2 separate regions of the Homo sapiens genome follow, and region 1 is linked to region 2. The links are chromatin contacts, found by Hi-C or POLR2A ChIA-PET in ENCODE. All regions are on one chromosome and are shown on one strand. The core of a region is the stretch at or near the end of the contact, and the rest is flanking DNA. Distances in the headings are between cores, read along the strand shown.

The links. Hi-C counts contacts between places; a loop is a spot of excess contacts on that map. ChIA-PET counts read pairs that join two places held with the same protein, here RNA polymerase II (POLR2A). Pooled maps may share reads with other maps.
Region 1: POLR2A ChIA-PET joins it to region 2 with 12 read pairs in A549. The contact joins two enhancer-like sites. A Hi-C loop is called at or near these places in 1 of 50 pooled maps. POLR2A ChIA-PET finds 5 or more read pairs at or near these places in 2 of 52 experiments (A549 and HepG2).

The regions. Positions count from the first base shown.
Region 1 is chr17:74,752,998-74,756,535 of GRCh38, reverse strand. All of the region lies in intron 1 of NHERF1 (NHERF family PDZ scaffold protein 1), which reads right to left. Among named protein-coding and RNA genes, the nearest start is that of SLC9A3R1-AS1, 4.9 kb to the right of the region's middle. Within about 2 kb of position 1,520, at least 2 of the 41 ENCODE cell types and tissues checked have a DNase peak (open chromatin) inside an H3K27ac peak, as active enhancers do.
Region 2 is chr17:74,415,956-74,419,159 of GRCh38, reverse strand. It overlaps the pseudogene RNA5SP448. Among named protein-coding and RNA genes, the nearest start is that of GPRC5C, 15 kb to the left of the region's middle. Within about 2 kb of position 1,764, at least 6 of the 41 ENCODE cell types and tissues checked have a DNase peak (open chromatin) inside an H3K27ac peak, as active enhancers do.

The DNA.
Region 1 (3,538 bases), core at 271-2,770, 340 kb before region 2:
AGGCCAAGGCAGGTGGATCACCTGAGGTCGGGAGTTCAAGACCAGCATGGCCAACATGGTGAAACCCTGTCTCAACTAAAAATATGAAAATTAGACATATGTGGTGGTGCACACCTGTGGTCCCAGCTACTCCAGAGGCTGAGGCACGAGAACCGCTTGAACCCAGGAGGCGGAGGTTGCAGTGAGCCGAGATCACGCCACTGCACTCCAGCCTGGGTGATAGAGCAAGGCTCCGTCTCAAAAAAAAAAAAAAAAAAAAAAAGAAAGAAAGAAAGAAAAGAAAAATAGGCCAGGTGTGGTGGCTCATGCCTGTAATCCCAGCATTTTGGGAGGACGAGGCAAGTGGATCACTTGAGCACAGGAGTTTGAGACCAGCCTGGTCAACATGGTGAAACCCTATCTCTACTAAAAAAGAAAAATACAAAAATCAGCTGGGCGTGGTGGTGCACAGCTACTTGGGAGGCTGAGGCAGGAGAATCGCTTGAACCTGGGAGGTGGAGCTTGCAGTGAGCCGAGATCGCACCACTGCACTCCAGCCTGGGCAACAGAGCGAGACTCTGCCTCCAAAAAAAAAAAAAACAGGAAAAATAGTAGAATTGAATATTTTATTTAACATAATGTACCCAAAATATTATCATTTCAATGTGTAATCCATTTTTAACAATTGAGCTATTGTACATCCTTTTATTTGTACAATGGCTTCAAAATCTGGTGTGCATTTTGCACACACAGCACGTCTGCATGTGGACCAGCACATCTCGAGTGCCCGGGAGCCTCGCGAAGCTGGTGGCTGCTGCCCGGACAGCACAGACCTGTGCTGCCTGAGACTGCCCCAAACACACTCCTCTAAATACCCCTGGCCATTGCTGTTCCCCTGACCTTAGCACAGGGAGAGGCTGCAGCCTGTCTCGGAGAATTCAGAGCTCTCAGCACCCAGCAGTGAGTGGGACTTGAACCTGGCCAGCATTCTCTGTGTGTTCCCACACCACCCCGAGGTGACCTGGACCTCAGGGAATCTGTAACTCTTGTCCTTTTCTAGGGCCTAGGGACCTAAACATTGCCTAGGAGTCTGGGGACATGGTGAGTTGTCCTACCATGAGGGGAAGGCTTCGGTCAACAGTGAAGACCACCCTTGAGGGGGGCTCTCTGTGCAGGTTCTGGGGAGTGAGGGCGGGGGTAGATACTTGGTTACCAGATTCCAGATTGACCTATCACATCACGTGAGAAGGGATGGGGACAGGAGCCTGCCACTTATGGGCTGAGGCACTGCAAGGATGCCCTGCTAGGGACAGGAGCACCTGGAAGCCCTGGATCCTTACAGGAAGCCAGTTCAAGCAGCCTGAATTTATACCACTGTGATGGTCCAGCTGTGGCTCAGAATATGATGGGCAGAAACACCTGGCAGAGTCAGGCTTCAAGCACAGCCTACTCATGTGGCCAAATGGCTGTGCAGGCACTAGAGTCAGAGGGTTGGGTTCCAAGACACACCCCTGCGCTGTGTGGGAGGAGTCGCTAGCTCAGAGTCCTGGGACCCGCCATGGCCACCTTAACTGATCAAGCCTCAGCCTCCATAGGCAGAGAATGGGGCCAATATCTGCCTCACTGGTGGTCATGTGGATTAAATGAGACAGGCAAGGTTAGTACTTAGCACAGTGCTAGACACAAATAGTAGCTATCATGTATTGAACACTTACTGTCAACCTACAAAATAGAGAAAACAATAGCTAATTTGTCTGGGGGACAATGAAATGCATATTGGCTGGGTGTGGTGGCTCATGCCTATAATCCCAGCACTTTGGGAGACCGAGGCAGGTGGATTACCTGAGGTCAGGAGTTTGAAACCAGCCTGGCCAATGTGGTGAAACCCCATCTCTACTAAAAATACAAAAATTAGCAGGGTGTTGTGACAGGTGCCACCCAGCCTGGCCACCGTGGTGAAACTCCGTCTCTACTAAAAATACAAAAATTAGCAGGGTGTGGTGGCGGGTGTTTGTAATCCTAGCTACATGGAAGGCTGAGGCAGGACAATTGCTTGAACTTGAGAGACGGAGGTTGCAGTGAGCCGAGATCACACCACTGCACTCCAGCCTGGGCAACAGAGCAAGACTGTCTCAGGAAAAAAAAAAAAAAAAAAAAGAAAGAAAGAAAGAAAGAAAGAAAGAAATGCATGTCAACATCTTTATGTCATAGGTAGAGTGCCTAAAGGCACTGTACAAACCTGTTTCCTTCCAGGTAGGGCCACTCTATCTTAGAGCAACGAAAACAGAGGAACATTTGTTATTGGGGTCTAGAGCTCTGGTTTCTCCCTGTAAAGAGTCCTGCAGCACCAACAAGACCTCGGCTGAGCTTCTTCTTTCTTTTTTTTTTATTTTGGAGATGAGTCTCACTCTGCTGCTCGGGCTGGAGTGCAGTGGCGCGATCTCGGCTCACTGAAACCTCCACCTCCCAGGTTCAAGCCATTCTCCTGCCTCAGACTCCCGAGTAGCTGGGATTACAGGCACCTGCCACCACGCCTCGCTAATTTTTGTATTTTTAGTAGAGATGGGTTTTTACCATGTTGGCCAGGCTGGTCTTGAACTCCTGACCTCAACTCCTGACCTCAACTGATCCACCCGCCTCGGCCTCCCAAAGTGCTGGGATTACAGGCGTGAGCCACCGTGCCTGGCCTGAGTTTCTTATTAATTTCCCACCCCACTTTCCCAGGGACCATTGAGATGGGACATCTGGGAAAGGGGAGAAGGACCCCATCTAGACATATGGAGTTCCTTGAGAAGGAAGCCCCCATTCACCCCCCTCCCCCTGTTTTTTTGGTAGAGACGAGGTCTCACTATGTTGCCCAGGCTGGTCTCAAACTCCTGGGCTTAAGCGATCCTCCCGCCTCAGCCTCCCGAAGTGATGGGATTACAGGCACAAGTCACTGCGCCCGGCCAGGAAGCCCCCATCTATCTCCAAGAGAATCATCTCCAGAATTACTGAGTTAACAGGAGCTTGAAGGTAAGAACCAGGGGCTACACTGTTTTGCCAGCAAAGAAAGAGATCCCAACACACAAACAATCACATACCCTGTCCATTTCAAATCCAAACACCCAGCAGCTCAAGCTCTGTTCTGCCCTACCAGAGCTCCAACTTGGTTGGTGTAAAATGGCCCGCCCGCCCTGGGAAAGAGGTTGATGGCCCTCCAGCTAACTGTGCCCCACCACCCACCTTGCTCCCTGGGGTGCCTGCACTCTGACTCTGGGATCAGGGTCAGGGCTGGCAGGAAACACCCCAAACTAGCACTTTCATTTACAAACCTGTCATGCCACCAAATCTTCCCAATAACCCTGCAGGCAGTGCCTTTCACAGAGGTGGAGGCTGAGGGTTGCAGGGAAAAATGAACTCCCAGGATCCCAGAACCAGCACACGGCAGAGCTGGGATTCAAACACTGATCTGGCTGACCCCAAAGCCTGGACTTTTGGCTTTCTAGTTTTCAAATAGAAGCTGCTAGCAGGCAAGAAAGAAGAGTGGGTAGGTTCTATCTGGAATTCCAATCTCTGG
Region 2 (3,204 bases), core at 515-3,014:
GGTTTCACCGTTTTAGCCGGGATGGTCTCGATCTCCTGACCTCGTGATCCGCCCGCCTCGGCCTCCCAAAGTGCTGGGATTACAGGCGTGAGCCACCGCGCCCGGCCTGAGTATGGAATCCTTGGTGGGGAGGCTTGCTGTGAGAAGCCTTGGTTAGCTGCACACAAAGCGAAGCCCTAGGGAGGGAGGGGCAGAGAGCACAGAGAAAATGAGCCAACCCCAAAGGCAAGATCTTATCAAGATATTTTGGGAGCTGACTCTTTGCACGTTGTCTCTTCCGGGACATCAAAGGCAATTATCATGGAATGATTATCTGCTGTTGTCTGGTCTTGCCCCATCACTCCTAACTTCCTCTTTCTAGAAAATGGTAAGGCTCCGGAGAAAAAGTAAATCAGCCGAAAGGATCGGAGCTCCTCGTTATGGGGTATTTTAGGTCCTGATGGCAATTTCAGAGAAACCACACTCAGTAACCTTCCTTGATGTTTTCCGTTAAGGAAAACCTAGCCATGAGGAGTCTTTAGAAAGCTACAAGCACACCTGGAGGTTCTTTGCATCCAATTTTCATAGAGAATATTGCCCATTCAAAGGTGAATTGCACAGGCCACTAGCTTGTCTTGTTTCTGCTCTTTTTTCTTTGCATCACTCTGGCCATTCACTGCTTTTTGTTCTCAGATGTGGGGCAGAAGCCACAGACTTAGAAGAAAGAAGGGAGTAGACCTTCCAGGGGAACTGTGGCTCCCGGGCCTCCGCTTGTCATAAGTCATTTTGGGGTTTTTGGTTTTTGAGATGAAGTCTCGCTCTGTCGCCCAGGCTGGAGTGCAGTGGTGGGATCTCAGTTCACTACAACCTCCGCCTCCCAGGTTCAAGTGATTCTCCTGCCTCAGCCTCCCAAGTAGCTAGAATTCCAGGTGCCCGCCACCACGGGCAGCTAATTTTGATATTTTTAGTAGAGATGGGGTTTCGCCATGCTAGCCAGGCTGGTCTCGAACTCCTGACCTCAGGTGATCCACCCACATCGGCCTCCCAAAGTGCTGGGATTACAGGCATGAGCACCCACGCCTGGCCTGTCCTAGGTCATTTTGGTCGGCTTAAACTAAAGCAGCCTGTGCAGCAGGGATTTATTCCCAGCAGCCCTTTTGCCCTAATGTCATATTGCCTTTCAAAACAGTTGTCCTGCTCTCCTGGCCATTTCCTAACCAGGGCTACAAGCAGCAGCTCGGTGCCTTCCCTGTCCTTGGAGCTGCTCTGGCAATGAAATGTGATCCAGAAAAGCCCCTCTCAGACGCTATGCAGTCTGCTGTCTGCCTGCCCTAGCGCACCTTCCTAACACCCCTCCTGCAGGGACCAAGGGCTCTCTCTTCTCAGGGTCAGGCACAGAGCCACAGTCTGACCCAACTGGCTGCCCTCCCCACCCCAGCACAGGTGCATAGCCAGCTGTTGACAGTGCATGGCTGCGTCTACAGCCATACCACCCTGAACGCACCCGATCTCGTCTCATCTAGGAAGCTAAGCAGGGTTGGGCCTGATTAGTACTTGGATGGGAGACAGTGCACGGCTGCTGAAACAGCCTGCCACACAGGAGGGAATAACAGAAGTTACAGTCACACAGAGCATCGGATTTCACTGGCCATTCTAGTTCCAGGTTTCAGTTGAACCATGAGCACTGTGCAGGGAGCCAGGAGACCCAGGTTCAGGACTCAGCCTGACCAATGAGTCACGGGCTGTGTTGCCCTGGAGTTGTCTTTTCGCCTCTTTTGAGCTTCTTAGTCACCCATGCAAATTATAATGACTCACATTTACTATGCCACAGGGACCATTAGAAGTTAAATATTAACTCCTTTGGTCCTCCCAGCAGTCTTTTTGTTGTTGTTTTTTTGAGATAGAGTCTCACTGTGTTGCCCAGGCTGGAGTGCAGCGGCTCACTCAACCTCTGTCTCCTGGGTTCAAGTGATTCTCTTGCCTTAGCCTCCCAAGTAGCTGGACTACAGGTGTGAGCCACCAGGCCTGGCTAATTTTTGTATTTTTATTAGAGACAGGGTTTCGCCATGTTGGCCAAGCTGATCTCCAACTCCCTGCCTCAAGCGATCCACCCACCTCGGCCTCCCAAAGTGCCGGAATTACAGGGATAAGCTGCCATACCCAGCCTTCCGGCACTTTTATAAGACAGATACAGTTATCCTTTCACAAGAGGAGACTCAGAGAAGGCTGAAGCAACTTACTCAAGGTCAATAGCTAGTAAGTGATGTTGATTTTTCTTTTGTAGAAATGGGATTTCACTGTATTGCCCAGCCTGCTCTTGAACTCCTGGCTTCCAGTGATCCTCCTGCCTCAGCAACCCAAAGTGCTGGGATTACTGGTGTCTGCCATGCCCAGCCAATATTTGAGACAGGGTTTTGCTCTGTCACCCAGGCTGGAGCTCAGTGGTGCAAACATGGCTCACTGCAGCCTCGACCTCCTGGGCTCAGGAGATCCTCCTGAGTAGCTGGAACCACAGGCACGCCATGCCTGGCTAAATTTTTTATTTTTAATTTTTTTTATAGAGATAGGTTCTTGCCATGTTGCCCAGGCTGGTCTTGAACTCCTGGCCTTCAGCGATCCTCCTGCCTCTCAGTCTCCCAAAGTGCTGAGATTACAGACATGAGCCACTGTATCCAGCCAATAGTTGACTTTGTTTTTTTTTTGAGACAGAGTTTTGCTCTTGTTGCCCAAGCTGTAGTGCAATGGGGCGATCTCAGCTCACTGCAACCTCCTCCTCCCGGGTTCAAGCAGTTCTCCTGCCTCAGCCTCCCGAGGAGCTGGGACTACAGGCGCGTGCCACCACACCTGGCTAATTTTTTGTATTTTTAGTAGAGATGGGGTTTCACCATGTTAGCCAGGCTGGTCTCAGGTCAACTCCTGACCTCAGGTGATCCACCTGCCTTGGCCTCTGATTACAGGCGTGAGCCACCGCGCCTGGCCAATAGTTGACTTTTAACCACTATGCATGCTGTCTCTGATGGGATAGGATAAAGGTATTAGCTATCTACCACAAAGTGTAGTGGTGTAAAGCAATAAACATGTAGGATAACATGCAATTTCTGTGGATCAAGAATGAGGGAGTGGCTTAAGTGAGGGTTCTGGATGAAGGTGTCATGAAGTTGTAGTCAAGATGTCAACTTGCTAGGTGCGGTGGCTCACACCTGTCAGCAGCTCAGGAGCTCAAGA